4 separate regions of the Mus musculus genome follow, and all the other regions are linked to region 4. Evidence: chromatin loops called from intact Hi-C (ENCODE). Cell type or tissue: heart. All regions are shown on one strand.

Region 1 (8,000 bases), 170 kb before region 4:
GCCTCCCTCTGAGAATGTAAACTTGGGGCCTTGTGCTATCATGATTTCTATTTCATCCCCACTCTTATAAAACCATATAAAACCATATAAAAAGCAGCCGCCAAGGGTTCTTTCTTTCTTCTTCTCTTCTCCCTTTTTTTTTTTCCAATTTCGTTTTGAGGCTTGGAAAATCACAAAATAAAAATAGCCCTAAGAGTGGAAAGTTTGGGGGAGTTTGTTTAGCTTTCTTTGAAATGTACTTTGTGAAGGAATAAGTAACTCCTAAGATCCTTCTTTGCACACTGCTTGCTTAATTTTTATGGCTTTTTTTTCTCCTGTTTGATGCGTATGGAGTCCCTATGGGGTGTGAATGACTACTGTCCTCATCTTGCTAAGAAGACAGGAGGCCAGAGAGGAATAAACTAGGCTCACTAAAACTATATGAGTAGGTATTGCCAGGACAGTCCTTATAGCTCTTGAGCCAATCCTGAAGTCCCCTTCCAACCTTCTGTCTTCCCCAGTGACTGCTATCCAGGCCCAGGTCCTGCTTCTCTCTCTGCCATTCTCAGGAAGGGAAGATGTCCAGGCTGTGCGTGGACAAATGCAGGCTCAAGGCTGGTCACTCATCATATTCCTCCCTCTCAGGAGCAGGCTGCTTCATAGAATAGTCACAGGCACTCTGAACTCCACCACAGCATGTCACCTCCTTCGGGGACAATGTCTTTGTCAGTCATCTCTGTCCTTAGATCTTGGAACAAATCTACTACTTAGTTGCTGTTACTCTGAGCCTGTTTCTCAATGGAAACTCTGCAGAGTGAGAAGGTTGTTTTTAATAATAATCCTACTGCTTCATTCAATTTCCTGAGTATAATGAGGAATCAGCCATCAATGTCCTGGTTAAAACTGGCTGTTCAGAGACGGGAGAAAGCCTTGAGATCACCAAGCTCCTGTTTCAACTGAGCTCATGGTCTTCCAGACTGTGATTTGCAGAATGTTCTGAAGCACATCAGTGGGCGATCAGGAAAAGTCACAAGTTTTGTGGCCATGTGAGTTTGGAAAATACAGATACAATAAGTTCAACAGAAACATGTTTTAGTTGCAAATGTCTTGAAAGCATAGATTTTCTGGTTTTCGTCACTATTTCCCCATCTACATGAGTTTCAGGCATACCATAGCATTCTCAGTTCTTTAATGCAGAACTTACAGAGAGAGAGAGGGGGGGGGAGTAGAGGGAGAGGGGGAGGTGGAGGGGGAGGGGGAGGGGAGGGGGAGGGGAGGGGGAGGGGAGGGGGAGGGGAGGGAGGAATTCAGAACAGTGTTTTCAGGCATAACACACACTATCAATTTTTAAATGAGGAATTTACACACACACACACACACACACACACACACACACACGTACATTCACTGGCTGCGTGTCACTGCTCTCAGCAGAAGCAAGGAAGTGACTTTGTTCCTGATTTAGCTTCCATCCTGCAGCATTCCAGCCAATGGTGAATCCTAAGCTCCTGGTGACTGAGTCTCCTTTCTCTACAGCCATCCTTTAGGCTGGACAGGCTAAAGCCCCTTCATTAAAGAAGATCCCTGTCTGTACCACAGTCTCAGACTGAGGCTTCATTTCCCCTCCTTCTCTTCAACTTCAAAGGTTTTTGAGGGATTGAGCATCCTTTCTTCTGAAGGAGCCTGAAGCTGATGAGTCACAAATCCACTGGAATCCTGCCAGCCTCCTCCCCCACCTCAGGATCGCTCTGAAGGTCACCCAAACAGAGGTCTACCTGGGATTTGCCTAGACCTTCGCTTCAGCATGCTGGCCTCTATCCTTACCCAATCCTGTTCGTTTGCCTCTTAGGGTTCTCAGTGTCTCAAACACACCAGTGACTGTGTTGAGTCTCCCTCTCAAGAAATCTGACTCCTGAAGCAGAGGTTCTTCAAGTATCTAAGGACACGGGTATGGATAAAAAAAAAATTTAAGCTAAATTTTGAGCTGGCAACAAGAATGCCATCACTGGTGGTAGGTGGCACACGGATGGCTTCTGTCACAAGGTAGAAGTGTTGTGCAGTTTCCCCATGGTGCCTGGAAAGATGGACAAGTGTGAGCAAGGCAGTGGTGGGGGAATATGGAGCTATAAGAGGGCAGAACTGGGCGGGTGTGGCTGAGACCCATCCCTGCTTTAGAGAAAGAAGATGGCAAGCAGAGGAACCACGTTCAGAAGCATGGCCTAACTCTCATCTCCTGATGCCTGAAGTAGGAAGAGCTTAGAGAAACATCCAGAATGGATCCTAGGAGTAGCAGTGGGCTTCTGAAGCCATGCAGAGGTATTCCACTAATGTTGACTGCAATCAGGTAGGGACAAAACCCTCAGCCGTGGTAGGAGTACATCCTGGTGGATGTTCTTGGCAATCTTTGGGCTGCATATAGCTTGGTGTGTAGATCACCACAGCTAATGCAAAAACCTCCACCTCACAGAATAACACACGATCTCCCTATTTCCTTATCCACCAGACAAGAAAACAATAGGATGAAATTACAGGACATCTTAGCCATGAAAATGTTTGCAGGAAGAAAGGAGCTATACCCCAGAGAAACTGTAGAACCTAAACAACATATGTCAACAGAAACTGGGAAAGTAATGTGGAACGGGATCCTGAGATTACGCCACTAAGTAGATGGGTGGGAAGGGATCAGACCTTAAAATTTGTTGCTAGGACATTCCCCCTGACTAGGCCTCTGAGAAACAGTGCTAACACACTCTCAGGGTAACTCTCAATGGCTAGAAAGGGCCATAATTCACAGCGACTGAAGTTTAAGTAGCAGAGTTAGTGTGGCATGGAGTATATTGGAAGGAGTTAGCAAATGGCTCCTATAAGTGTGAATCCTAGAATGAACAGCTATGCAAGGCTGATACGTCCACCAGAAGATGGCAAACCCACACAGCCACCTCAAACGGCATTCCACTTGTAGAAACAGTAGGCGATTGCTTGCCCAAAGGAAGGCCAGCAGTCATTTGGAAGTTCAGTGTTGGCTGTCATCTATAGACAAGAGCTGCTGCTGGGAGACAAGAGTAACTAATGTCACCAGGGATGATGGGTTATCAAAGCTAGAGGCCAGATGTCAGCCGTTACTGTGAGAAACACCATTACCACAGGACGTGAGAAGCGAGAGAAGCACTGGGCATGCAAGAAGAACCAAGGACTTTGTGCAGGACGCCTCCTTATGGTTGCTCTCAAGTATTTGCCTGAAGAATGAGGGTTCCGTCACCACACTGCTGGAGTCTGCATGTTCAGGAGCCCACTCACGGAGGGGAACACCCCATCTTGCTGTCTGCTCATGACTAGCACCCAGTCCTACCAGAAAGAAGTGATTTATGTCACACAATGGTCATAGTAAGAGACAAATTAGGGATGCAAATGACCCTGTTGGGTATTTATTTTTTTAGGTCCAATTTTAGAGGGAAATGTCTAAATGGAGCAGTCCTTCCATGAGTACAGAATGACCCAGGGTTCTGTTCTCTCTGAGATTAGAGTAAGAACCAACCAGTCAGGCAAGCCCTCCAGCCTGCAGCTGCACTGGCGATGACTAAGGGACTGGGCTGTACAGGAAGGGAACGCGAGGCACTTGGTCCATCCTGAGACAAGGAACAGCAGGCAGTATGGTAGCTTAGCCTGCTGTCCTTCATATTTTAAATTCCTCCAGAAGAGATAATCCATTGGAATCCTGAAACTCCTGCTTTCAGGACATTTCCCTAAGAAGTGGATCTGAGCAGCATAAGCAGGAAGTGATACCCGCCACTGTGACCCATCTGTCAATTCTCTCCCCTATCTGCTTAGGGACTGAAGCTCCCATTCCTGCAACTACCCAAGAACATTGCAAGCAGACAATGTGTGGCTGAGTCTTCTCTGCTACCCTGCCAGAGGTGCCTTGTCCTGGATCACATACCTTTCTGTAGGGCAGCCATCACTCTCCTGAATCCTTGCTTGAGAGGTTCTCAAAGGCTCAGCCCATTGTCTCAGCTCAGGAGAGTGTCTCAGAGCTATTCAAGTACTGGGATTCCCCAAGTGTCATTAAACAAGCATAGAACAAAGTCAACGTCAAAGACAAGCCAGTCAAAAAGAGAAAGAGCATCATTACATCTTGCTAGGAGGTTCAACTTATTAGGAAGATCGCATTTGAAAACTCATATTCTCCTAGCTCCAGCATACTAATGAAAAGTAATCTATAAAACTCATTAAGAGCCTTTAATATTTTTAATGTACCTCCTAAGTTATTGGTATACCAAGCAGAAAGCATTGTTGGTATAATAGTCAAGTTAAGGGGCTAGAGAGATGGCTCAGTGGTTGAGAGCACTTGTTCTTGCTCAGGACCTGGGTTTGATTCACAGCACATGGCAACTCAAAGCTGTCTAACTCCAGGTCCATGGCACCTGATGCCCTCTTCTGACTTCTTCAGATATGAGGCATGAATAGAACTACCATACGATCTGGCTATACTAGTCTTAGGCATATACTCAAAGTATTCCACATCCTGCCACAGGAACACGCCTTGTTCACTTCTGCTCTATTCATAATAGCAAGGAAATGGGGTCAACATGGATGCCCGTCAACACATGAATGTATGGTGAAAATGTGTGTGTGTGTGTGAATCCATGCAAATGGAAGCCAGAATCAGCTTTGGGTGTCTCTCTCAATTTCTTGTCAGCTTGTCTTTTAAGGCATGGTTTCTCATTAAACCCAATGTTTACTTATTGACGGGAGTGCCTGGCTAGCAAGCTTCAGAGATCCTGTATGTCCATACACCTTGCACTAGGGTCACAGATGCATGCTACCATGCGTATTTTTTTTTTAATTTTTAAATACGGGTCTGGGCTGTAACAGGCTTCCTTGCTTGTATGGTGTGCTCATGCAGGTACTTCACCCACTGTGTCATCTCTCTAGTTCCCACAGTGGGCTTTTGTTCAACTATCAAGAGAAATGGGAGTATGAAATTTGCAGAAAAATAAATCAAACAGGAAAGTATGATAGCAAACGAGGTAAGCCAAGCTCTGAAAGAGAAATACATTTTATTTTATTTTTCATTAACTCATTCAAAAGATAAGTATTCTTTTTCATACGTGGATCCTGGTGTCTAATTTTCTATATATGTTTATTTATGTAGAAGTGAGTATGGGTAGAGAGGTCAGGAAACTAGGAAGAGGTCCATGGGGGGGTGGGGGTGGGCTGGGAAAGACGATATAAAGTGGAAAGGGGAATCCAGAAGACTGCAAGTGGGCAAGTGGAGAGGGTAGGCAAAGAGATGAAGGAGAGGAGCAGGCAATGGAAAATCAACCAATAGAAAAACAAAACTAAACTCAATGAAAACAAGAGAAAGAAGTCTGCTACTTTGTATGTTAGTTAAACACAAAAACAATAAAGAAAGTAAAAGTAAGAGGTACTCTTAAAGAATAAAAGCAGCAAGCGTGAATCTGCTAAAGTTTTCTTCCTGGCATTATTTACCTCCTGACCAAAGTGCTGGGCCCACATTGCAGAGTTCTGGCCCCCTCCCCTCTCCCAGCCTTGTACCTCTGCACACTGTAGGTCTTCATTGCCCTTCTCTATTTAATCCGTATTTCCTGCCATTCAGAGCCAACTGCTGGCCAAGGGCTGGGAATGGATTTTGCAGTGCGGCTCATGGCAGTAAGAGCGGCTGCCTGTGACTTCTACTCCTCCTGTAGCTCTTCCGGGACCCAACTTTCTTACAAACTGAGATTTCATCTGGCAGGAAATAAAAGGGCTACAAAGCTGTTCTGCCTCCTTGTCTGATAAGTTCAATTCTTGGAAACGCTCTTGTGAAACACCGCTCAGTAAGAGAGGCAGAGTTCCCGAAAAATCAGCACTCAGCACTGCACTCGTGACGGACTCTCTGTAGTGAAAGGCAACAGAAGTATTCAGTTCTAAGTGGGGAAACTGAGGCTTACAGGGTTTCCTGCCCTGCGGGAAACCCCGAGCTCTCGAGGCCTGAGTCCCCTGCACATGCAGCTCACAGCTGTGCCTAATAGAATAGATCCAGAGAGAGGAGCAAAGGGACTAGAGTTCATTTCTAATTGTTTTACTAATGATAAAACAGTTTAAATTTGATAGAAAAAACATGTAAAACGTTGAAGGAGAGATGCCTCAGCCACTAAGAGTGCACATTGCCCTTGTGGAGGACCAACTTGGGGTCTCAACAGCCAAAGCATGCGGCTCATGCAAATCCAACTCCGGGGGAGCTGATGCTCTTCAAGCTTCTTTTCACACGCACGCACGCACGCAGGCAGGCACGCAGGCAGGCACGCACGCAGGCACGCAGGCACGCACGCAGGCACGCAGGCACGCTCTCTCTCACACACGCTTAAAAAGAAAACTTTCTGAAAATACAAAGGAAAGAAAAGAAATCCTGTTTCTGGAAGATCAGCGCTGATCACTCATTGATGCTAGAATCTCTGCAGTGCAGATGACCACACCAATTATCTTCCTAGTCACTATTTATCCTGCCTGCCCTGCACAGAACCTCCGCCTGAGACGCAGTAAGCTACTGCTCCTGCCAGAAACATGAATATTTATTTTTGGTTTGTTTGTAGACAAAAACAAACACTGAGCATCAGTGCTCCTGTGGTTTGGATTTAGTTGACAAATATGTCTCCCAAAGGATCATGCACTGCAAGGCTAGTCACCACTATGACAAAATGAAAGGTGGGACCCACTGGGGGGCACAGGATGTTCCCTTTTAGGAGATATGTTGAAGGGTGTGTTAGGCCTTTTTGGTGGATTACTTTTTTAATAGAGGCATGTTAAAAAGGAGCCGGCTCTGCTCTCCCAAGTCTCCTGCTTGGCTTCTCACCACTCGCATTCCCTCACGTCTACTCCTGCAATGTTCTGTCATAAGATGGATACTCTAGTTGGACCCTCTGTCAGACTAGAAGCCATTCTGTTTGAACTTTGCAACCATCTCATCAAAAACCAAGTACAGCTGAGGAGGAGGATGACCCCATAGGAAGACCAGCAGTCTCAACTAACAGGGACCCTGAGATCTCTCAGACATTGGACTGTGGTCCCTGACACATATACAACAGAGGACTGCCTGGTCTGGCCTCAGTCAGAGAAGATGCACTCAACCCTCCAGAGACTTGATGTTCCAGGGAGTGGGGAGGTCTGGCGGTGGGAGTGGGGAGGTCTGGTGGTGGGAGTGGAGAGGTCTGGCGGTGGGAGTGGGGAGGTCTGGCGGTGGGAGTGGGGAGGTCTGGCGGTGGGAGTGGGGAGGCATCCTTTTGGAGACAGGGGGAAGGAATGGAATGATGAACTGTGGGAGGGGGCATCGGAAGAGGGACAATGGCTGGACTATAAAAAATGAAAGTAATAATGAAAATGTAAATAAAAATCAAGTACTCACCTTTCTTTTTTACATTATCCAGCACCAGCTATTTTGTTATAGCAACACAAGAATAGACTAGAGTAACTGGCTAAAGCACTTCTCAGAAGACCCTGATGAAAGCCCAGGGGACCGTGCTGCAGCCAAAGAAAGAATATTTCACCATGTCACTGACTCAGACTGAAGTAACATGGAGGATGCATGGGGTATGGAGTAAGGTTGATTTGGTCTTGGATCACTTTGATTGTAGGTAAGACCTATTTTTAAAGAAACACACACACACACACACACACACACACACGACTATTCTCAGAAGCTCTTAGAATGGCCTACAGACTTTGTCCATAACTAGTAAAACCAAATTTGTGGCCAAGAAAATGCACAGGTTTTTGTCCTGAGACTGTTTCAGTAGAGGTGAGGGTTGGTTGTTGCTTGTGATGGAACCCTTGGGCTTCCTAGCTCAGTGGTCCACTCAGCAGCCAGAGCTGTGATAGCAGCAACTCTTCCCCTTCCCCAGGGCTACCTGCTCCTGCAGTCTGATGGTTAAACCTCCTCCTCGATTGTTCCTATTGGAGAAGCAATAGAATTGCAGGTGTGGACTGACCAATGAGGAGACATTGTAGTGCCACTTTGAGGTGTT
Region 2 (8,000 bases), 86 kb after region 4:
TGGCCAAATGGACATTAAGATCAAATGTTGATTACATGGAAAATCATATATACTTCATCTCCTGAGGGTATGATATAAAACTTATTACAGGGAAACAGTCATGGCACCAAGTTTGACTAGACTTTGAGTTCTGTATTGGTCCATCATCATTTGAAAGTGATTCCTGCCTTTTCCTTTCTTAAATATGACCACAGAAGCTCTCTACACATGGTCCTCCAAGACTGGGGTGACTCTCTGTTCTCAGATGTTCTCCATAGCACTTCACACCATTGACAGGTACTTCTTTACAGCGTTTACTTTAGAACCTTGAACTTGCCTCAGAACATACACGAACCCCTCAAGTCTGGTCTCTTTTGTTTGTTTGTCTTTAAGGGGAAAGATTAAGACAGAGTTTTAAAAATATAAGAACCATGTTCTAAATGCTGCCCTTCTTGATGTACCTCACCTATTTTCAGGATTTCTAGCTTTCGATTACTTTCTAAGCTTATTGAGCCGTGTTCTTTTCTTATTGTAAGTGGTCATTGCTCATAATTTATTAATCAAATCATCCCAAAGTTAGTGATGTCAAGTAAGCATTTATTCAGCCTTTGATTCCATGGTTGTGTGATCTCTTATCTTCCCTGAGCCAGTCTGATCTCTGTTAACTCTGAATTAACATAAGTCACAGGCAATCTAGATTTGATGGTGCAGAAGTACACTCCATCACTTCATTGAAGATCACTGAAAAAGATGTGGGTCCAGGGAGGAATAAGCTATGGGACCCCTGTATTTAGATAAGTTCTCTTCTCTCTCAGGAGAGCCAACACGCAGAATAGGTGTTAATCCAACATTTCACAAGACCCAAGACACTAATTATTGTTCGAATCTGAACTGTCTTGTGCTGGCTCACATTTTAAACTCTTCTTCCACAGCTTGTAGACCCATGTTTGAGGACCCTTTAGTAGGAGGGTTTGACAGGCAGAAATGGGTCACTGGGGACAGGTCTTCGAAGGTAATAACCATCCTAGGTTCCACCTCAGTGGCTCTATGACAAAGGTCCTTCTCAAGTTCCTGTAGCCATTAATGAAGCAACCTGCTCCAGCATGACTACCTTACCATGCTGGAATCAAATCCCTCTGAAACCACCAGCCAAAATGTATAAACAACACAATTGTATCCTGGCTGGACATGAAGAAAGCCAGACTCGGGCACGGGCCTTGCCTAAGGTCAACATTACAGTCTACCACACTACCTCAGAGAAATAAATTCCGTGCTGGTCTATAATAGCTCCCAAAGCCCGTCCAGGCATGTGTGGCTTTTAGGACACATTTGCTGGCTACTGACTGAGTTCTGAGTTGGCAGATTCTGAGAATAACATAAAACTTCATCCCTAGCCTCATGATGCACATACTTGGTGACAAACAGAATACTCAAAACCCTTCTGGTCACCTTACAAAGTGCCAAGTGCCTTAAGGGAACAGGTGGCATAATACTGTGGGATTCAAAAGAGACTCTGGGAGGGATCCTGGCTTCAGTTTGGACTTTGTTTAATGTTACTCTGTATTTAATTCTCATTATTGATCTCCCCAATCAAGACACAGGAGAGGAAACCCAGTCTGGACAGATAAAACACTTAAACTGAAACCATCTGAGGCAAATTAAGTATTTTTAAATTACCAGCTCTCCTGATGCTGCATGTCCAGCCTGATGTGGCTGAAGGAAAACCATTTACATCCTGCAGGATGATAGCAACCCTCTTGAATTTACCTCTCAGATTAAAATAATTTGTACTAATCCTGGGACCCCTCAATCCCATTAATTTAAATGTGATTTTCACAGGCAGCCAGAAGATACAAATTACACACTCAATATATGTGTAAAAACTTCCCCACAACCACCTTTTACTCTTCACCTGTTGGAAAGTTTCAAGAATTGAATTGACAATATGGAGCTTAGGGGGAAACCACACACACACACACACACACACACACACACACACACACCTTCAATTTCAAAAGTGACACAGGCACTCACTGCCAGTGTTCTCAGCAGCCAGACTGAAGCAGAGCTGGGAACGGAAAGTCATGGGTATGTTCTGCTGACAGCTGATGACATGTCAGGGGACCTTAGGCAAGCTTTCTGCCTGAGTCTGGGTTTCCTCAAATCTAATCAGACGGCGATAATCTTGGGCCTTGGGCCTTCCCATATGGAGTCACGAGCTAATAATGCCTGGTCTGTGTACTGACTTTCCTGAAAGGAAAGTGCGATCTAAATACAAGGTACTTGTCTTACTCGAGGTGCTTGGAATCTTAATAGCTGTCTCAATTGCGTCCAAAGTGGGCTTCTCTTTGGAAGTGCTTTAAAAGTGGCTGGGGATGGCGGCTGAAAAGGGGGTTTGTTTCTCGCTATCTGTGCCTCACGTAGATTATGGCTTGAGTTTTAGGATGTGCCCAATTTGCCCATCTAACAAAGGGCTTCACAAAAACCCCCATCATTGCAAGCCTGGAAGATGGTTAAGACGGTTCTGCCGCACTCCTTCCACAACCAGCCTAAAATCCACGCGTCAAAACTAATGGCCAAGCAATTAGGGGCTGGGGGTGGGGGCTCCAAATTGAAAATAACATTTGGCTTTGAAAGACCGCCTAGAAACACCAGGTTGTTTCTTGGTTACTAACCACGAAGCTATCTCAGCACGGAAGGCACAGCCCAAAGAGTCTGGAATTCCCTTTCCTTCAGAGTTTTAAATCGCTTCAAAGTTCTAGATTCATTTGTTCATTTTGTTATCATTTATTCCCTTAGGAGGCATATCAGCACTTAAGCTTGTCACCCAAGTGGTTTGAAAATGACCAGTGTTGGGCTATGAAATATGTCGGACTCACCCCCATGAGATTCAAGGATTGAGAAAGCCCAGTCCAAGAATCTCTGTTGGCTGACACACTCCTCAGCTAGGGTTGGGAGTTGAACACCCTTTGGCTGTGTCTGTAGTTAGTAACAGTTTTTATCTACTGTCATCAGAGCCCCTTTGCTGAAGGCTGACACATCTGACTCATCTCCAGATCGTCTCGAGAACAGTCTGTGATCATCACAATTAGGTCCATTTAAGAAGGGAGGTGCTGGAGATGTGAAGTAACTCTCCCCAGGTCATAGGCCAGGTTGTGGCAGAGCCAGAATTTGAAATCGTCCAACTCAGAAACCTGCCCCTTGCTTCCCGCTGCACTAGCACACATTGGCATTGCCTAGAGCTGCCTGAAGTCAGAGAGGGCACAGAGGATGCCTGAGTCCTGCTTCCTGCTCCCTGCTCCCAAGACATCTGCTGTCTAATTGGAGTGAAAGGGAGAGACCACTCATTGATGGCAAGAGAAATGTAAAGGTGACTGACATGTTAATGTAGAAAGGCACTTCTAGTTTGGGTTTTGCCTTATTAGTAGTAAATTGAGCATTACTGAATTGCCATTTTACTTATTTCTTATTTCTATTCAATTGTCAAACTCTGTTGTGAGTTAAGCTGCTTAGAACAGAACTATGCTGTTTGAGGCTCCAACACGAGAAAGATTTTATTGATGTCACTATTACATTGGTTCACAGAGGTGTATCTAGTTGTATTATTTGGGGCTAGGGAAATGGCTCAGTGGAACAAGTGCTTACCACAAAAGTGTGAGGACTGGAGTCTGCATCCCTAGGACTCATGTAAAATACTACACAGGTATGATGTCCCCCTTGTAGTCCCAGCTCTCAAGAGGAAACTTGAGACTCTCCGGGCAAGCTGACTAGCTTGATGAGCTGACTCAGCCATCTGTGTGTTAGGTAAGAGACCCTGCTGCCGTAATGAACATGGACAGTTACTTAGAAGGCTGCCAATGTCAAACTCTGACTTCCATACCCATGTACATCCATTGATACACACATGTACCCCCTCTACTTGTACCCCACACATACAAATCCTCATATATATATCCATGCACACTACATGTTTATAATTTTAGCATATGTAATCTCAGTACTTGGGAGGCTGAGGTAGGAAGATGGTGACTTCAGGATCATCCTGTGCCACCTAGCAATGAATGCCCCATCTCCAAAACCAGCGACAACAAAACGTTTTGGTGGTTGTGGCTCAGTGTCAGGATGCTAGCCCGCCAGCTCAAATCCTTATCCTGAGACCTCAGCCGAGGCCATCAAACTTTTCATAGAACTGTGCTGAATGCACAATGATTTTTCTGTCTCTTCATGACCAAGTACAAATGAGACGGTAAAAGGAAATGAAAGCTGAGAACCCGCTGCACAAGTGTTAATGTGTTAGGTCAACCTTCCAACCCTAGCAGGTGCTAATGTTGCTAGGGAGATAAAAAGCACAAATGACCCCATGCTGGTTGAAAATCTACCAGGGCTAGATAACCCAGGCAAGACTCCCTGTTTCCAACAGAAGGCTCTCTGAAGTGCCCAAGTTGTGCAGCTAAAGACAGATCTATGCTCAGGACAGATATTCCACTGGAGACTGCCCTTCCTCTAGCAACAAGAGAGAGGGTAACAGCTTCACCAAGTCTTCGCAATTGTTTCCTCATAGACAGCCTCCAGAGAGGTCATCAAAAGATCAAGGACGGACCTTTCTAATCACTGAACTTGCCAGGACTCACAGGAGGCTTAGCTGCAGCATTTTGGGTCCAGACTGGCTCTTCTACCTTCTGCTCACCCTTCCCCCATCCCAGCCCCTGACAGCACTATTTCATACTCTTTCAATTCTTTATTTCTCTGTGTCCATTCCAGACCCCGAGCTTTGTGAAGCAAGCGCTGCCTTGAGCTTGTGCGCTACTGCTGGGCTCATCTGGGACAGAGCTCAGTAAATATTTGTTGAGTGGGTAGATGGATGGATAGGCATTGGATCAATGAACAAGTGAACTTAGAGGCATTAAATTCTAGAAAGCAAGTCTTTTCATTCCTTCTGATCATTCATTCTCCAAAACTGCTGCTGTATCAACTGGGCTTTAGGAAACACTCGGTACAATTTACCTCCATCTCTTAACCAAGGCTTCCTTTGTTTAGAAAAACTCAATAATAAATTCTCAAGTCCTGTCGGAACAGCAGGACTGAAGGCTGCTTTCCTGAGTCCCTTACTTTTTTTTTTTTAAATGACCTTACTACATAATAGACTTTTACTATAAAATATAAAGTGGGACTGTATGTAGGCTGGGCAGGACTGGAAAGGAGGTGACTGGCACCGCGGATGACACACAGAGGGACGGGAAGAAAGGACTTGTGGCGGGAAGGCTCCTTCTAGGGGAAGAACATGGAATGAGAAGGTCCCACGAAGACAGAAATCCTGAGTGAAGTGTGTTGGTGTCCTTAGACCTGCAGGTGTCTGCAGCAATCAGGAGGAAAAGAAGTGGAACCTCCGAAGGGAGGGAGAGAAGACCCGTTCCATGCAAGCATTTCCCAGCATGCTTTTTTTCTTCTCTCACTGTCCCTTTGCCAGCTTGCCATGACGCCGGAAACGAGCTAATCAGAGTGTAACGTACTGGTAGATATAATGTCCACTTGCCTTCAGTTTCCCTTAAAGCAGTGACTCTCAGCCTTCCTAATGCTGTGACCTTTTGATACAGTTCCTCATGGTGTGGTGACTCCCAACCACAAAATTATTTAATTGCTACCTCATAACTATAATTTTGCTACTGTTATGAAACATAATGTAAATATCTGATAGGCAGGATATCTGATATGTGGCCCCTGTGAAAGGGTCATTTGACCCCTAAAGGGGTTGTGACTCACAAGTTGAAAACTACTACCTTAAAGAATCTATGCTGGCTTTATCTCAGGGTGAAGAAGCAGACCCGGGCCATGGGCAGAGTGTGTGGTGTGTGTCTGCAGTCCTAGGTGTTCCAGGACTGTGGAAATGTTCAAGTCTGCCAAATAGCCCATGTGTTTCTGCAGTGTTGGATGAATGGGCAGGCTGGAATTAACCTTTGCAAGGTTTCTGTGGGCAGACATTAGTCCCTGGTAAAATGACAAGGACATATACCATCTCTAGTCATTGGGTGGATGCTCAACAGTAAGTAAGGAAATAAAGAAAGTGCTTGTTTCTGGAAAGGTGAAGCCAGAGATAAGGTGGGACTCATACCCATTAGTACAAGGCAGCCTGGGCCACTGGGATGTTTGTGGGTAGAGCCAGGCACTATGCTCCAATGTCTGGTCTTCTACTTATTAAAGTTCAGCTTGCCTTCCAATTAAAACCTGGTTTTAGTGGCTACTTAAAATACACTGTCTTGAAAAGAGTACAGTACAGATGTCAAGCTTAATAGGCAAAAAAGAATCATAATAGATTCATGATGTTTGCAAGGGATGGAAGGTGGGATGACATTATATGTGGTTTATTAGATGACCCTGGCCTTCTCAGATTCACAAATGTTCTATGATATTGTCTCTGTGTTGTTTGTGTATAGCCCAAGAAGGTGTTATAACAACCCTATTTAAAATATGTTCGTAAAATGTTGCCATGGATTGAACTTTTCAGAAACAACAAAACCATTCTATGTGTAGCATTGCCTATTACTGAGAAGTTTTTAAATCTTCATAGTACATTATGTCCTACAGATGCTTGATTTGCATATTTGCTTTCAATTACAGTGGCTTTGAAAATTGCCAGTTAAGTGTAGTCACCACAAATGACTCTGCTTTTATCTGCTTTGACTTCAGAGCCAGTGTCGAGAACTGAATTTCTCTGTTCACAGCATCATAAATTCAGTGAACAAAAGCACCAATCAGGACAACGTTGTCTGTTTTCCCTCTGATAAGACTTTTGAGTGAATTAGTCCAAGGCCGGTCTTCTTGTCAACACTATTTGTTAAAATGCGGTTGTCTCTGTTAGTAAAGTTTTCTGTAAACATAGCTCTTTCCATTTTAACCCTCAGGGTAGAATTGTAAAGTATAAGTCTGGCCTACAGCTTGCTGAGCTTGGAGAGCTTCTGAGATGTGGGCCTTTGCTGATCACTGGAGCTGCCTCCCTTAAACACAGCCATAGTACTGGGACAGTCCCTCTCTGAAGGGAACCCCATAGAATATAATACTTCTGCCCACCCGGAAGTGACCTTATTAAATAATGCCCTGATTCTGTCCCCCTCCCCATATTTCTCATTGCAGAAACAGAGTTGTCAGTCAGTGCTGAGCTGGTGCCTACCTCGTCCTGGAACACTTCAAGTGAAATCGACAAAGGTATGCCAAGTGGAAAACATGGGCCAGGGAAGGAAGGAAGAAAAAAAGCTCACCCATAGCTTGGCCTGATCTTCCTGGAGATGAACTGCTGTCTAGATCATTAGGACGAGGCAGGGGCTGAAATAATCCCCAGCTTGCTTTGTGATGATTTAACATTTAATTATTTGGAATAATTTCTGAAGAAGATTTTTTTTTCTTTTCTTTTTCCCTTCCTCATTTAAAATGTTCCACATGGTGAAAACGCTTCAAGATGTGAGGCTGGACCATTTCTGACCTTCCTGCCTGTGCATTCTAGTAGACCTTATTTGGAGGATTTGATTCTGCCTAAGCCAGGACTGATCAGAGCCATTGGTTGGATGACCTTTTTGGACAACCATTTGATATGCTTGTGGGGTTCGGGACCCAGCATTCAGAACGCTTGTAATTGCCTGTGCGTGCAGACAGCAGCTTCCTATGTACATGTGGGGAATAGATTCTCACCATGGAGTTGCTGCATTAATTAAGGCTTGCCATATGCTAAGCATTGTCTAATCTATGATCCTATGGCCTAGGCACAATGAAGCCCAGGCGCTCTGGCTCCTCCTGCCTCTCCAGCCTTATTTCATTTTAGTCCCCTTTGTCTTGCCTCTGTATCTCTGACTGGATTTCTGTATCTTCTAGTATTTCCTATTCTTCTATCTGGCTTGCCCTTATTCTCCCTGTTTTGTTTGTTTTGCTTTGTGTTTTGTTTTGTTTTGTTTTTCCTTTGCCAATACCCACCCTTCCCCTTCTTTGAGGAACAAACTCTTTCTATTTCAAGACTGAACACAAGCTCTATGCGA
Region 3 (8,000 bases), 310 kb after region 4:
TTGCAGGCAGTGAGCCCGCCTTTTCCCATCACTGGCTCCCTTTAAGTTGGTGTCTGCCCTTCCTCTTATAAACACTGTTTTGGAGATTGGTTTTCGTAATGGCTTCATCTTTCAATCTCTCTTTTCTGTTCCGAATTTCACCATCAGATCCTTAAAGGTCATTTTGGCTCCTCTGTCATAGTGTCACCTAAAGCCACATCTAAAATTACATTCATATTTTACTTCAGTCCCACACAATGTTTTCTATTAATAGAAAACTAGTCGTCTTCTGGACTTCAGGAAAGTGTTTGACCCCAACATTCCTTTGTGGCTCACACACCAGCCAACCAATCAGCTCTTTCTTCAGTGTTATCATGCTGTTGTCTGTACCTGTTCCTAACCCCAGCTCCGAGTATGGCTGAGGCTGTTTCTGGGCCTAGGATGCCACTTTCCTTTCTGCAGATCCCACCCCAAATGACTCCCCGATGACTTTCAAACAAAACTTTTATTATCTTCCTCCAAACAATTCAAATGCTCCTGCCTCTGTTAACTCTAAGGGAGTCCACGCCTTCATTACTATTTCTTAACTGATCCTACGGTTAGTCTTATAGAACTCCTCTCCCCCATATGTGAGATCCCTTTAGGAAACCCTTGCTCAAGCCCCAGGTTCCTTTCTTTTCCTACTTGGGAACCACTGATGGCTCTCCATTCTGATAAACCAAGGCTGCCAACCAATTTCAACTACGCTCTGCCTACATGCAAAGATCCTGGACAACCAAGCTTTTGAAGCGCCTCCAGCTGCTCTCAATCAGAACTCTCCACTGAACTCAGCTACCCCATGCCTAACTTCCCTTACTCGGAGATCCTCTGTGTGCACATGAATACACACTATACCCCACCCCGCCAAATATGGCTGAGGCTGTTCTGAAGCCTAGGATGCCTCCCTCCTTTTTGCAGACACTGCACCCCAAATGACTCCCTGATGACTTTCAAACAAAAGTTTTATTACCCTACTCCAAATTCTTTTGTTTATTGCCACTTCTAAAGAAGTATGGTCAATGTATCAAATTATCCAAATGTTGAACCATGCAGCACCTTATTATGGGAGCAGAGAAAGCTGTTCCCTTCACTCGCCCGGGGATATGTCTTATTTCAACAGAAAAATCAGCTCTGGTGTCCAGTTTAAACTTACAAATTTATATTTCCTCCTTTTTTCAGTGGGAGACAGTACTCAGTATGTTCTTGGTACTGGTGGGGACTACAAACATATTTTTATGTCGTTTATCTCATTAGCTTCATAGACTATCTGAATGATAGTAAATACAGTTACTGTCCTTTTATTTTAAAGGACTGTTTGCTTTATAGAATTGGAAATACAAATATTTAAGATATTCTTCTCTGTGTATTCAAGCTAACCATAGTTACACCTTTTACGGTAATATTTTTAATTATTCTGCAAGAAAGAAAAGAAATCCCCGGAGGGCTAACAGTTTGAAACTGAACAGGACACCCCTGGGAAGGGAGAGGGTCATGGGTCATCCTCAAACAGACAAAAGACAATGGAGACCGTTGTGCCTAAGGATAGTATATTTTCTCCGTGAGACGGTGTGTTGACAGTTTCCTTCCTCTTGGGTCATTGTTGTCTGCTAAGTGAACTGTGATTGCAAATTGATCCCAAGATTTTTCATGCAGCATTTATACGGTAGCCTTTCATTTCCTTGCTGCAAATTGCTGAAACATTTCAGGGGCAAATTCATGCAAATTTACGTTACTTTAGCATTTCTTTTGGTAGTGTGAACCTTGGCCCAGCGAGCGCTGGAAGCAGTAATAGTGATGGTTAATTGATTTTTTTTCACCCCGCTTCAGAGTTCTACTTACATGTGATTGGAAAAATAATAACACACTTGAAAACTGTTAGTCTTAAAATCAGGTGTCTCAAACTATGGCAGGCGAAGGCACTGGTTCATTTAAAGATTGCCCCGTTAATTTCAGAATTGAGCCAAATATTTACCTTAAGCAACTACGGCGGATCCATAAAACAAACAAACAAACAAAAAACAGTACCAATATATTTGTTTTAACTGAAAATGTGTTTCTTTGTCCAAAGAACCAAGAAGTTAAAAACTGGAAAACAGACATCAAGGCTATTACACCTGACACTTAAGCATCCACTCGCTCTGGTTAGCTGGTGATTTCACACAGCTGAACATTATCTCTGAGTGTTACTTTATTTACAGAGCTGTAATTTGCTATGTTCAACAAGTTTAGAGTAAAAATATGTAGAGGCACAGTTATTTCGAGTGTCCCACAGCTGCCATCTACTGCTTTGCATTGCCACCTTCACTCCCCTGTGAGGGCCCTAATGACAGGAACAGAGAGAAAAGTGTAGAAGGAGGAAAAGAAGGGTGAGTATCTCCATGGCACAGGGGCTAAGCGCTGTGTAAAAACTAATCTCCATTCCGATGCTTTATTCTCCCTAGAAGAGGAAAGAAAAACAATCACAATACATCTGCTATGACATTTAAGAAAGCTTTATTATAGAATAAAAACTACAACTCGAGTGCTTCCCTTAAAGCTACTCTTATATATCGGCATGAGGAAGATGTCTTAAAGCTTTGATTTCTTTTTACAGTGTGCACATAGGTGGGCATCTACTTTTGTTATTTAAAAATGAGTGAGATGGCTTGCCTTTTCTTGTCATACTTGTCAGTGTGAGATCAATGTGTTTGGTTCATTTATTAAGTGTCTGAGTCTTAGAGATGTGTGTCTAAAGCCTGGCATTGGACCACATGTCTGTAACCCCAGCACACAGGAGGCTAAGCGGGAGAATTGTGAGTTCCAGGCCAGCCTGCAATACACAAAGATCAAGACCTTCCAGGGACACAAATTTCTGGTCTCAAAAAAAAAAATGGAAAGAAACAAGAAGATGAAGGAGGAAGAGGAAGAGGAGGCAGGAGAGAAGAGAGTGTCATACGTTTTGTATCAGTCTAGATTGGCGTTATATTAGCTGAATCCTGTGCTCTGATCAGATCATTTTAAGGACAAGTTTACAAATTAAATACGGCCTTTTGTTTATATTTTCAGGGTAATTAAAACAATCTCATTTAATGATTACTACAAGACATGGTCTCAGATAGCCACGACAAAAGTCGCAGAACACTCCAGAAACCCATGTGAGTTGATGTAACCTTATTTATTATGTGTCCTTTTTAATCTTTTAATCTGTTGATTTTTCTTGGTTTGTCTTGCTGTCATCTCAAAACTAATTGACACATATCTGCTCTATAAGAGCAGTAAACGGTTCTATTGGCTGTCTGTACTATACTCTTCACTCAACAACTAGTAATTTAGTTCTTTTGTGCAGAGCCCCGACCTGAAGTCTGTTTAAAAGCCAGAAGGAAGGGTAGGCAATTGATGGGAGTTCTTAATCTTATGAGGTTTACTTAAGACCTTCTCCCTAGAAAGGAGGGTTCGCAGCAGGGTGGACCTTTCCATTTCAAACGCAGATATCCTCTAAGCCAGAGCCAGTGCTGTAGAGTGCAGAGCAAACGCAGCCGGAAAACATTGAAAGCTGAGGGTTGCTCAGTTACATCAATGTAAGAAAACATTTTCTGGGGACCACAAAGACAGACTCTGAGAGCTAGACAACTGGTTCCATTTAACTAGACTTTTAGAGTATATGTCATTGTTTGCCTCAAAGTAGGCTATCCAGTCTCCACACACAAGTGAGAATGTGGCTTTGCCCCAGCCCTCCTGCCAAATTGGCCCTGGACATTGTGAGATTAGAAGGGACTGCAGATTCCCGAGTCTGCACTGGCTTTTTATAGCCCTGTTCTTTCTTAGCTGTTACCGTCTACGTTCTCCTTGATGTGTACAGTACCCTGCACCCATGAGGATTTTTCTTTCTTTCTAAGTATTCTTTTGCCTCTTTCCTCAGTGAGGCCGTTTTTTTCCATCCTCCTCCCAATCTCTCTGAGAGTCCCTACCATGTTCTTCCCTAGTCAGCGACCGACCGCCAAAACCACATCTCTAGGCAGACCCTCTTCAGCAGTGCCGGTGTGTAGCCATGAGACTCACCTGCATATCCAGCAGGCTTTGCCATCTAAGGTATACTGAACCTAGTTCACCCTCCCACTCCCAAACATCTCCCTCCTTCCCTCTCTGCCTTAGGTACTGGCAGCTCACTATATTTGCATTTTCTTCAGTCTGAGACTTCTGAAAACAACACCACACCTCTTAATCTTTCTTTTTTTGTATTCTTGGTTTATCTCCTGCAACATTATACTTCTTCTGGCCCTCTCTTCCCTCGCGGTCACCGCTTTGATTTTGGGTCTCACTATTCATCGTCTCATTGTAAAGATTTCCTAACTATAGCAAAAGCTTGCACTTATTCTTTTAAGCATAAGTTAAGGCAAAAGTACTGCTAAGCTTAGCAGTTACAGGGCCAAATGAGATCATGTTGAAGAAGTCACGTGCTCTTGCAGGAAGTTGGTTATTGAGTATTTTGTGATTATATGTTATCATCCACACACACTAGTGGTTGTAAAAAAAAAAATCATTATGATAACACAGATATCAGCAACACTGTCAGTGCAGAGAATTTTTTGTGATATTAGAGTCTGTGGGTGATTAATTTTAAAAGCCTAGAGGCCCTATGCACCTTTAGCCAATCAGGTCAAGCACTTACTGTGTGCAAACTATGGAGGGACACATATGGATCTGGGGACAATAAATATTTGTTGTAAAAACCTGGTGTTGAGAGATATTAGCTCTAGGGACTAGGAGGCAAATTCCTCCTAACAGAACAAACAAACAAACAAAAACAGATTTTTGCAGGATGGTAGCATGTAAATACACAGTGGGCCTTAGAAACCTAATAACCCTAGGCAAAAGACACAATCATGCCAAAACTTGAGAAGGTTTGGGAATGATTGCTTCTTAATAAAAAAAATGATTTTAAAATGGAGGGAAATTATGGTGATTCCCCCTGATAATGGTTCCTCCCTCACAAGCATTTGGCTCCAGCGTGCTGAATTACGTTGTTTCTTCATCTGCCCGTCACTAACCCCGTCTGTAACTCATCCTCTGGGAAAGCAGGAGCCTGGGAACGGTTATCTTTAGCCCAGAAGAATTTCTGAGACTTTGAATCTAACCCTGGATGGCAGATTTCACAAGCCTACTGCCTCTTCTTCCCATGGAATCATTATAAAAAATGCTCCAAGAGTCTTCCTTCAAAAAGAGCCAGCACCTAGTTTACAAACGTAAACGGAGCCCTGACAGACTCTGCTGGCCTCGTTGTCTTCTGATAGTGCAGCTGGATGAGGGCCAACCCCCTCTTTTTTTAATGGCCTAATTTTCTGGCAGTAATGGAGATAAAGCTTTCAGATTGTAGAATGCTTCTTCAATGACTCAGAATACAAATACTCAGGAAACCTCTTTTAACTTCATCTATACACTTTTGTTTTTTATCGATGCTGAGATTATTAAAATCTCGTGCAGCTTTTCTAAGAGCTTTGCGTTTTATGGATAGGAGGTTGCTGAATTTTGATTTAGGTGTTAACACTTTTTCAGCTTTTCGAGCCACAAAAGCTATGTCTAGATATCAAGTCCATAACAATCATAGATGTATTCTTTGACAATACAGTCTTAGAGTGTGACTGTATATACTATGCTTTTAACTACCCCAGTTCATCATTGCTTGATTTATTCAAACCATATTTATTTACTGAACACCTTAATATATGTCATAAATAGCAATACATCTGCCTGAGGGGCTAGACATTCTTGTAACCCCCATCCCCTTTTTCAGGTAAAAATAATAATAAAACTAGGAGAAATCAGGTAATTTAACTAAGGTCATCTACATAGGAGAAAATCTCACAAACTGATAAGGAAGGTAAATTCTGGAGGCAAATTCCCATGACTTATCTTTGTTATCATTAACTGTGTGACATTGGTAAGTCTATTGCCCTCCTTGGCCCAGTTGCCTTGTTTATATAAAATGAGAATAATCACATACATTATAGGGCTGAAACACTTTGAGTGTGCCTCATGCCCAGAGCTCAGTGCACATGCCTACTCTCAATTATTAGCACTGTGGTCCAGAGTCTTAGACTAGACGGCTGGCTCTATATTTCCTTCCTATGGCACTATCCTGCCTTTACAATACGACAGCATATCATCACAGCATAGTGTGAGACTTTACAGTCAAACCCTGAAGGATTAGCAGAGTTTCTGAAATGTGTGTCACTGTCATTCACAATCACAGGAAATCAGATAGAGAAGTGTACCAGTGACCCCACTGTTCTCTGCCCGTCACTATAAAATGTCAAATAAAGGGTTTGGCAGAGAGAAAACCCATGCATATGGTTGTAGGAACAGCTCTTTAACGACAGAATATGATCCCCATACGGAAATGCTTACGTTCCAGGAAAGGAATTCCTGCGAGCTGCGAGCAGCGAGCAGCGTGCTGCGCAGCGCTGAGTGGAGGCTTCCTGGTACTTGTTGCTGTCAGCAGGCAAACCAAACAGCCTCCGGCATCAGGGGGCGCTTGCTTTTCACCCCAGGAGACTTTCATTCTTTGAGTCTTCCAAAGGCCCTTCCTTCCAGGCCAGAGGCAGTGCGCCTGCTTGCAGAGCCCAGTCTCTCAGCCACCGCTGCTCATTAGAGCCACCTGGAGAGCTTGTAAAGATTCCGACACAAAGGGCACACCCAAACCAACTCCATCAGAGCTGGCAGTAGGACTGGGTAGTGGTAGTTTTTGAAGGCTCCCCTGGTGATCATAACTGTGCAGCCACAGCTGGGATCACCATGATGTCAGAAGTTAGCGGCTCCTTAGCCCCGTGCTAGTTTTGCGACATACAGGTAAGTAAATTGAAGGAAGTGGCTAGTGGCTTAACTAATGGAACGCCATCTTTCATCCCTACCAATGAGCAAAGAATATTCACCCGACTTTTAGGTGCTCTGTGGCCGAATGAGATAGTATTGTATGCAAACAGAACACACTAGTGGAAGCTGTACCGTCTTTTCTGGATTCGACAGTCCATGCAGAGAAGATGGGCAACTTTTAAGTCGACTTCTGCATAGGCAGAACAAGTAGTAGGTACATCCTTATCAGTGATAGGGGGACCAAGTGACACACGAGAGCCTGAATTTTCCTAGATTTTGAGAGACCTAAATCAGGCCAAACCAGGATGCCTGGCTTCAGTGCCCACGATGAGGCAATGTTGGAAAATTTGTTAAAGACATTGTAACAGATTTAAGCATGAGAATTACAAGACAAATACACCTGAGTGGGTTACATGTTTCTCAAGAGAAAGCAGGAAAAATAAGGCGAAGGCATAGGCTTCTCAACGGAGCATGGCCATTGTCTCCGTATTATCCATTTTGGTGACTCTCAAGTTACATCTCAAAAGGTTGCTCTGAGGATCCAGGCCCCCTTTTGTTCTCCTTTGGTAAGTGAGATTGTAAAGTGGTTCAGGAGGAAGACTGGATGGAATTATAATCTGATAAAGGGAAACCAGAGTCCCTAGGGTTGTACAAGGAGTTTAGTACACATGCGTCCTTTCCCTGCAAATGGGGTTTCTGGGGAGATTCCTAGAAAATTACAGGTTTACAGCTGGGAAACGAGAAAGGCTTTAAGCAATTGTTAATTGGGCATTCTTGGTTTCCTGCTGGCAAGGGGCTTCAACTGAATTCCTAGGAGAGGAGTATTTTCTCTATTCTTATTCCTCCCACCCCACCCCATCTCTTCACACACACACTCTCTCTCTCTCTGCCTTTCTATCATGCTTCATTGTGTGTGTGTGGGGGGGGGGGGGGGGAATGTAGGCAGGCACCAGGCCCTGGGTTCTATCCCCACCACTGCAAAAACAAACAAATCCCAGAATGGAAACAACACTGTAATTTTCAAGAAAAAGAATTACATTATGGAAGAGAAAGGATTATGTGATGAAAGCCATGGAGGGACACTTTTCTGCCATAGCTTATAAAACTGTCCCACAAGCACTGTGAGGCAGTGA
Region 4 (8,000 bases):
TTACAGTCATGAAGTAGCAAGGAAATAACTTTATGGTTGTGGTGCTCACCACAACATGAAGAACTGTATTAAAAGGTTGCAGCATTGGGGAGGTTAAGGACCATCGAAGTAAAGCCTAAAACTATGGAAAAGAAGCGAGGGTAATAATAGGTGATGAGAAGTGGGGGGGTGGGGGGGTGAGCACATGGAATGTGAAAGAGAAACAGATTTGGGAGCAGCTGCCAGGATGGATCAATGTGGCTGAAAGATGACATGAGCAGGAAGGAGAATAGCTAAAATAGTCTTCCTTTTAAACGATATCACAATGGTATCTAACTCATTATATGCCTTTAAAATAAAAGTATATACAAAATATTTTGGAAATACATGGTCAAAATTATCAGACTTTAGTAGCTCTTACTTTCTTTTTTTAGTATAGCTGAACAACCAGAACCCTGAAATAAACCTAGGATTCAGGATGGTGGGACCAGAAGGGAAATCACTTTATTAACACAGGATTTTTAGTCCAGATAAATAATAAGTGTAGTTTCAGTCCAGCCACACAGAGAGAGATGATTCCCAACACTGAGAGTTCAGATCGCCTGGCTGGGTGTCTTTGTGGCTTGAGCTCCCTGGAAGAGATGCTGCCAAGAGGAGAAAGAAAGCAGGATGCCCATGCCTGGGTGCTGAATTCAAACTGACTTCTCTAAAGTCAGAGTGATGGAGAGATAGAGGGATAGAGGGATGGAGGGAGGAAGTGAGAGGTGGAGCGAATAAGTGAGGGAAGGTGGAAGGGATGGGAGGGAGGAGGGAGAGGAGGAGGAGTAGGAGGGAGGTAAGGAGGGAGGGATGGGTAGATGCATAGATCGAGGGATGGAGGAAGGAAAGGAGGAAGTGAGGAAGATGAGGGAGGGAGAGGAGGAGGAAGGGAAGGAGGGGTGGATGGAGGGATAGAAGGATGGAGGAAAGAAGGAAGGGAGGTGGGGAGAGAGGGAGGGAAGAAAGGAGAGAGTAAAAGAGAAACTGAAAACTCAGAAATCTCTTTGTAGATAGTAAAGATACCTTTGCATGACTTTTAAGGCTTTTAAAAGTTTAGTCAACAAATCTTTTTTTTTTTTTTCCAGATTGCTCTATTGCTTTGGTCAAGCACCAAATATTTTGTTCATATAGGACCCTCAAGGTCCTCCTCTCTCCTTGACAAAGGGCAATTTCTCTCAAAGGTCAGTTTAGAAGTGATCGATACAGTCAACCTTTAGAGGAAACATTGGCTGAAATCTGCCCTGGCTCCTCCCCTCTCGCTCTTCATTTGTCCTAGGTGGACTTGATTTCTTCCCAGTGTTGCTTCTGTACAACAGGGCTGATGAGCACATTTTGAGATGAAGGAACCCAGCTTGGGAGAACAGCTGGATCTAAGTGAGCCTCTGCAGGTTGCTAAGCATCGTGGAGGTGGGGTGGGGGGCAGTGTTTTCACAGTGAGAACTGGACCAGAATGCCCCCTCCCCTTCACCAGGTGCAAGAGAGTGGCTATCTCATTTAGTCCCCATGTGAACATCTTCTTTTAAAAAGATGAGGACATAGAGTGTCTGAGGGCTGAGTGGTATGCCCACATCTTCATTAAACTAACAAGTGGCAAAGTCAGACTTTAAATCCCGTTTTGATTCTGACACCACATTTCTGAGTACTGGTACAGTCATTCCTGCACAGCTTCCAGTCTGAGGCAGAAGCGGGACAAACGCTGCTAGTTGGTGTGCAGGGTGAAGTGGATAGCAGAGGGTGTGGTGTGTGAGGAGTGTTTCCTCCTGGCACTTGTTACTTAGTAGAACTGAAGATACTAAGCACCCTGTAATGTGCTAGTGAGTGAGTCAGTCATACCCAGGGAAGGATTATGCCTTAATGGCATTGTTTGGTAAGAAACAGTATGGGATCCCTCTCTATGAGACATGTGTTCTTCTAGGAATCTGATTCTGTTCTGCACACTCGTTCTCTGGGGGAACATCCTAGAATGGTGGGGTTGTTTTTATCCCCAGTCTATTCCTAACCTCCACCACTAGAAGAAGCTCCCCCACCCCCATTTTCCTTGCCCTGATGTGCTGAGATGTTCACGTGAGAGGCTCTCAGAAACCTTCTTTCAGGAGGAACAATAACTTCAACCTGATCCCTGTGATCTGGACACCATTGTGGTGGGAAGGGGAGAAGAAGAGCTTTGTGGGGGCCCCGATACTTCTGTGGGTGCAGAAGCAACTGGCATATAATTGCAAAAAGGGTTGAAAGGAGTAAGGGAGGAGAGGAGGAGATTTGTCGGGACGGGGCGGGGGGGGGGGAGTACTGCAGCGTGGTAATTGGAGATAGTAGATGGCAACCCCCAGTGAAGCTGGGAAGAAAAGACTGTGTGCTTCACAAACACAGGACGGAAGGGGTTTCATGTTTAATGTAAATACACCTGCCGTTTGTTCTCCAAAGCACTGGTTCCAGGTTTTGAGATAAAATAGCATTTTGAACATTGTGCCAGTGGAATTTGTCTTTCTGTGCCCAGGCACTGCTGTTCACTTTGTTCTCAGCAGAAACTAGAGAAGGGAGAGAGCCCTGACTGGCTCCAAGGTCTTACCCCAGCCAGCATTGCTACATCCACCGAGTCTCAGTCTGGATCTCCCCCCTTCCCCCCCCCCCCCCCAGACAGGGTTTCTCTGTATATATAGCCCTGACTGTCCTGGAACTCACTCTGTAGACCAGGCTGGCCTCAAACTCAGAAATTCACCTGCCTCTGCCTCCCAAGTGCTAGGATTAAAGGCATGAGCCACCACTGCCTGGTGTTACATCCTTTTTGTTTGTTTGTTTGTTGGTTGGTTGGTTGGTTGGTTGGTTGGTTGCTTGGATCCCTTGACATTGCCCAGCAGACAGTCACCCTTGTGGCCAACCCTGATCATGTCACCCCCTGCTTCTACGCTTACCACTGTGTTATAAACAGAGGCAGAAACCCTTACTTCTCTTACAGAAGTCCCCACTGCTTTTTGCCTTATGCCCATCCATCTATCAGATGCTCATCCCTGGGTGGTCATTGCACTGGCAGCCCCCAACCGAGCGAGCCTGTACTGGTCCCCTGCCTGCAGAGCCTCCTCCTCCTCAGTTCCCTTCAGCCTCAGTTCTGTCCATAGTTGGTGCCCTATGTTATTTCTTTAGGGTGCTTTCTCTGAATCTAGCCCACCAGTCAGAGATACTGACCCTCTCTTACACTGCTCTTGGTACCCCATGTCCTCCCTTTGTGGCTTTTGTCCCTGATTATAAGGATGAATTTGTATACTTATTTGATTGATCTCTGTGAACTCTACCAGTTCAGTGGCTCTGAACCTTCCTAATTCTGTGTCTATTTAATACAGTTCCCCATGTTATGGTGACCCCCAACCATAAAATTGCTTTCATTGCTACTTCATAACTGTAATTTTGCTACTGTTATGATCATGATGTAAATACTTACATACTTATGGAGACAGAGTTTTGTCAAAGGGTCATGACCCCACAGGTTGAGTACCATTGTTATATTGTGGGGGTCATTCAGGCTAAGTTGGCTTTGTAGTGATGTTGGTATTGCCACAAGCCTGATACTTAGAAGGTACAAGTGTTTGCTGAGTGAAAAACTGAAGAACATATCTTAGTTAAAACACCTAAGCAAATGAGATGGGGAAAAAATTCTACAGTTATAATTCTACAATTGAACAAACTCTATTTTTGATTTTTTAGTGTATACTTTTAAGTTTTTATTCATTCTATTAAAATAAAATGGCTTCTCATTTAATTGTATTAGACACATGATTGAATATCCACCAATTGTATTTAACTTCCAATCATTTTTTTAAAAATTAACTTGTGTCTCTAGCTGCATATATAACAGAAGATGGCCTAGTCGGCCATCATTGAGAAAAGAGGCCCCTTGGTCTTGCAAACTTTATATGCCCCAGTACAAGGGAATGCCAGGGCCAAGAAGTGGGAGTGGGTGGGTAGGGGAGCAGCGGGGGGTGGGGGGAAGGTATAGGGAACTTTCGGGATAGCATCTGAAATGTAAATAAAGAAAATATCTAATAAAAAAAGAATCAAAAAATTTAACTTTTTGTAGTGAGACCTCCCCCCCCCCAACATGATTATATGATATGTTATTTCATGGAAACTGATGCAGAAATGACATCGTGTCACCTTAGTGAGTCAACATCTTACATAGCCAAAACGAGTACATGCCACAAAATCAAGGTTGAACGTACAGGCAAATGGAACCATGTGGCAAAGGATTTCTAGACCATGCGGGGAGCGTGCTGGCCACAGGAAATGGCTGTGGCTGGAAGTGGGGAATGTGGCAGGCTGTTAGAGTTGCTACCTGCTCCTGGTCAAAGCAGGCCTCTTGTGTGGAATGCCACCATGGCTCTGGGACATGGGCAAGAAAAATGGTTGCCCTGGGATTCTCTAGAACCCTCTTGGGCTTGTAACAGGGTACTGACGGAGGGTGTGTTTTTCCTTGCTTCATGCCGAGGCAGTAAGGAGAAGTCACTTGGGACCCACAGTGCTGTGGAAGAGGGTGTGATCAGTCAAGTTGATCACACTAATTCAGCCTTTAGCAGACAGCACAAAACAGTGACTCTGTAATGCAGATCCCCCACAGCACCTTCTGATGGAATGACCCTGAATGACTTAGGTACTGCTTGGTTTACCACAAAGGCAAGGAAGGAGGGCTAGGAAGGGTAGCCACAAGGGGGCACTAAACCAGAGCCAGAGGCACAGAGTAGGGCTGGTTCCTGACCTTTGTCACTGTTTCCTGCTCTCTGCTGAAGAAAGGTCCCTTCAAAGGTCCAGATGACAGCAGGCTGATTGTATTTCAGCCACCCCACACTGCGTGCTTGCTCTGAGCGGACACCTTTTGCTGCAGAATCCAGGAGCAGTGAGGTCATTACCACTTTCATCCCTGATTTATACACTAACTCCTTGAGACACGAGGAGGGTGGAAAACAGGATTTGAACGCAGATCTGTGTGAGCCCAAATCCTGTGCTTTCCCAACCACTACTGATGAGGAATCTCAGTAGGTTCTTAAGAAGGAGCACGCTCCTCTCCGGAGGGTTTGTGACCCAAGAGTATGAAGAGAAACAAGGCGAGCTCTGTGTTCCCACTTGGGGAAAGTTAATATTTCACTGCTCTCGAGAATTTAGGAGCTTGGTTAAAAACTCACTATTAAACAGGGATTTTCTTTAATTCCTTTTGTTTAAAGATTTTCTTGTGAAACACTCTATGTACTGTGCCTCCCTCTGAGACGTCAGTGGTGCCAGACCGTTAGGGAGTTTGTGTAAATAGAGAGACGGCCAAATGCTGCCCACACAAGTCGTGAGGCATGAGGCTGAGTGTGTGAAATGGTTTCACAGGCAGCCAGGGCTCAGAGAGTGTCCTGGGACCTCACCTGCTTCCCAGGATCTGAGGACAGGGCCGTGCAGGCCTAAGGATAAAGATCCAAAAATTGTCTGACTGTTCATTGGGAAAAGGCGAAGTCTGATAAGGAGATGCAACCGTTTAGTCTTGAAAGGTCAATATTAATTATTGTTAATGCATATCTGGATTTCTTTTCTTATTTTCAAACTGACACTTCTTACAAAAAACAGGAATATCTAGAGAGTAAATAATGGGACAAGAATGCTTTGAAACATTTTTGAAATGATGGTTCAGTGCCTGGGGTCAAAGTGTAGAGCTGGTTTTCTTCATGTATTAAGAAAATACATAATTTTTAAAAAAATTAACATTGTTTTGGGCAGGACTGTATTATATTTACATGTTGAAAAATGCTTTTTTGTTTTTTTACAACTAATAGGAGCTTAGCATTGTGAATAAGGAGCAAAGAGAGCCGGTGTGGATGAATGCCCTCTTTCTTTAGTTGCAGAATTTAATAGCTGCCACTGAGAACGTTTTCTTTTAATCAGAGAAAAAAATTATTTTGTCCTTGACATTTATGCCAAAAGCCAGCCTAGAGAGTATGTTTTATAGCCAGTGCTGGATTACCCTAAAGGTAGAATTTTCCTATGTACAATATTCACTGAGTAGATTTGATTGCGTTAGATAACCGATCTATTAGAGAATCTTTCCAGTAGTTCCCCAAAGATGAAGATGCCTGGTGACAGGAGGATCACAGGTAAGTGCTCACATGCTTCCTGACTCTGTGACCTTGAGTGACCAGTACTGAGTCTGTTTCTTGATACAGGAGGAGATCTTATGTGCCAGCACCGTCATGCTGTCATAATGATTAATGTGGCTAAACATTTAACATAGTCCTTGGCAATTATTGAGTAGTCACTAAGTATTTGTGATACAGAAATGATACAATAACTTAAAACTTGCCCCAGAGAATGCTTCCTTTGTGATCTGGTGAGCCCTAAGAATGTAGAGAAAATGAGATGGCTCAATCTTCTAGAACAACTGCTAAATCTAAGTTTAGCAGAGGCAAACGAAGCTTAAGACACTGCATGCGGAGGTTGTTAGAGAGGCTCTGCTACTTTATTAAATGCCACGGGGAAACTGTCTGTCACCTCTTAGCTTTCTTTCCTCTATTTGTACATGCTATCAGCACATGCTACATATGTTTAGGCATTAATGGGCAATCTCAAAGAAATACATGATATAGATAGACCCTGACCTGATGGAAGTTTTTAGTATATTTGCAAAATTAAATAGACAAAAATTAAATATCAAAATAACATCTAGCTGCCAAATAAGGGGAGTATTGGCGGGAGGTAGAGACCCCCAGCACACCTGGGGTTGCAGCATTGGCAGTGGGGAGGGAACCTGCATCCTATGACAGAGCAATGGAAAGCTTCCTGCTTGTCAGGGTGAAGTCAAGGAGGAAGCTGGCTTTGATGGGAACGAGCAAGGCAAAGGCAAGGAGAGGTGGTTAGCAAGAGAAGCTCATTAAGATCTAAGGCTCTCTTTGAACCTAAAGTGTCTGTCTTTGTGGACTGATCAAGCTTGTCTGTCAGGCCCTTGTCCACCACCATGATTCATTAGCCTGTCTCCCTTATCATCATATCAAAAGTAAGACAAGAGGCAGACACAGATAGGAGGAAGTACTTTGCTTCTTGCTACTATGCCAAACATAGTTTACATACCACAGCCAGTGACCTGTCAACCCACCTCTCCTGGACACTTAATCATTTCCCTGGAATCCTCTGGAATAATTTCTCTATGCGTTAGTATATGCTTCGGAGTGTAGTCTTCTTCCTTCCCTTCAACTAGCCGACCTTCTCACGGAGTTCCAAGGTGGCCCAGGCTATGTATGACCTCTTAAAGTCAAAGTGCACCAGCATGAATTCAGCTCCTCCACACCCTGTTAATAGGGCACTTAGTACAGGCCCGGCGCTTGGTATCTGTCTGGCACTATTCTCTATTTTTTTCCATGTATAAATTCAGCTAACTCTCCAGAGGAAAGAAACAGTAGGAACAAGGGGAGACTTTATGAACGTACCAATTTATTAGATAATTTATCTTCAGTTCCTCCTATAAATATTTATTGAAGACTACTGTATGCCAGGCACCAGGACTCAGTCCTGGCAGAATTCCTGAGTAGACAATCAAAGACTGAAGCAATTCAGTAATCATAACCAAGCAGCCAGTATGGATATTTTATCAGCATCTCACATTCTGAATTGACTACTCAACACACCTTGTGTTCATGAGAGCAGTACTATATTCAATTTGGATGCACAAGAGGCTCTCCTGAGAATCATGCAGTGATGCCTTATCTGGGTTGGCTGTGCTATGGTAGAGCTCGAGAGTCTGCATTTCTAACATGTTCTCTGGGGGTGGTGATGCTGTATTCTCATGTGAGCCCTTGGAGTGTCAAGGTGTAAGGGAACCAATGAATGACAAAGGCAACCCAAGGACAATTGCAAGAAGAGATGGTAGCTTGCACACCACAAAGGCAGCAGGCCTCAGCTTAGCAGGGTCCTCACAGTCACCCTCACCACCTTACGTACCCAGTGACTGGTTCATCGAAGCCCAGTGG

Evidence for each region. A loop is a pair of places that touch in the nucleus more often than their neighbours do. Peaks named below come from ENCODE experiments on the same cell type or tissue, not always from the same donor. Only the 100,000 strongest peaks of a DNase experiment are listed, where the experiment ranks them.
Region 1: it touches region 4 in a loop (1.8-fold over the local background); 3 of 42 quality-filtered maps call a loop at or near these places.
Region 2: a loop joins it to region 4, with 1.8 times the contacts of the local background. A loop is called at or near these places in 3 of 42 quality-filtered maps.
Region 3: it touches region 4 in a loop (2.6-fold over the local background); 12 of 42 quality-filtered maps call a loop at or near these places.

What each region holds. Positions count from the first base shown.
Region 1 is chr4:100,036,391-100,044,390 of GRCm38, forward strand. No RefSeq gene overlaps it. Among named protein-coding and RNA genes, the nearest start is that of Gm35701, 55 kb to the right of the region's middle. In heart, no CTCF peak of the experiment used is centred here; a DNase peak (open chromatin) is centred at 3,551.
Region 2 is chr4:100,295,773-100,303,772 of GRCm38, forward strand. It overlaps Ror1 (receptor tyrosine kinase-like orphan receptor 1), which reads left to right. Exons shown (of 9, transcript NM_013845.5): 2 at 7,108-7,179. Among named protein-coding and RNA genes, the nearest start is that of Gm35760, 94 kb to the right of the region's middle. In heart, no CTCF peak of the experiment used is centred here; a DNase peak (open chromatin) is centred at 3,029; H3K27ac peaks cover 672 bases.
Region 3 is chr4:100,521,192-100,529,191 of GRCm38, forward strand. Ube2u (ubiquitin-conjugating enzyme E2U (putative)) reads left to right here. Exons shown (of 10, transcript NM_001033773.4): 7 at 3,064-3,152. Ube2uos (a long non-coding RNA gene) reads right to left here and starts at 6,698. Exons shown (of 2, transcript XR_867958.2): 1 at 6,403-6,698; 2 at 2,035-2,455. In heart, no CTCF peak of the experiment used is centred here; no DNase peak of the experiment used is centred here; H3K4me3 peaks cover 935 bases; H3K27ac peaks cover 2,551 bases.
Region 4 is chr4:100,209,767-100,217,766 of GRCm38, forward strand. The region is part of intron 1 of Ror1 (receptor tyrosine kinase-like orphan receptor 1); the gene reads left to right. Among named protein-coding and RNA genes, the nearest start is that of Gm12701, 94 kb to the left of the region's middle. In heart, a CTCF peak has its summit at 4,707 (motif pointing right); no DNase peak of the experiment used is centred here; H3K27ac peaks cover 133 bases; H3K27me3 peaks cover 868 bases.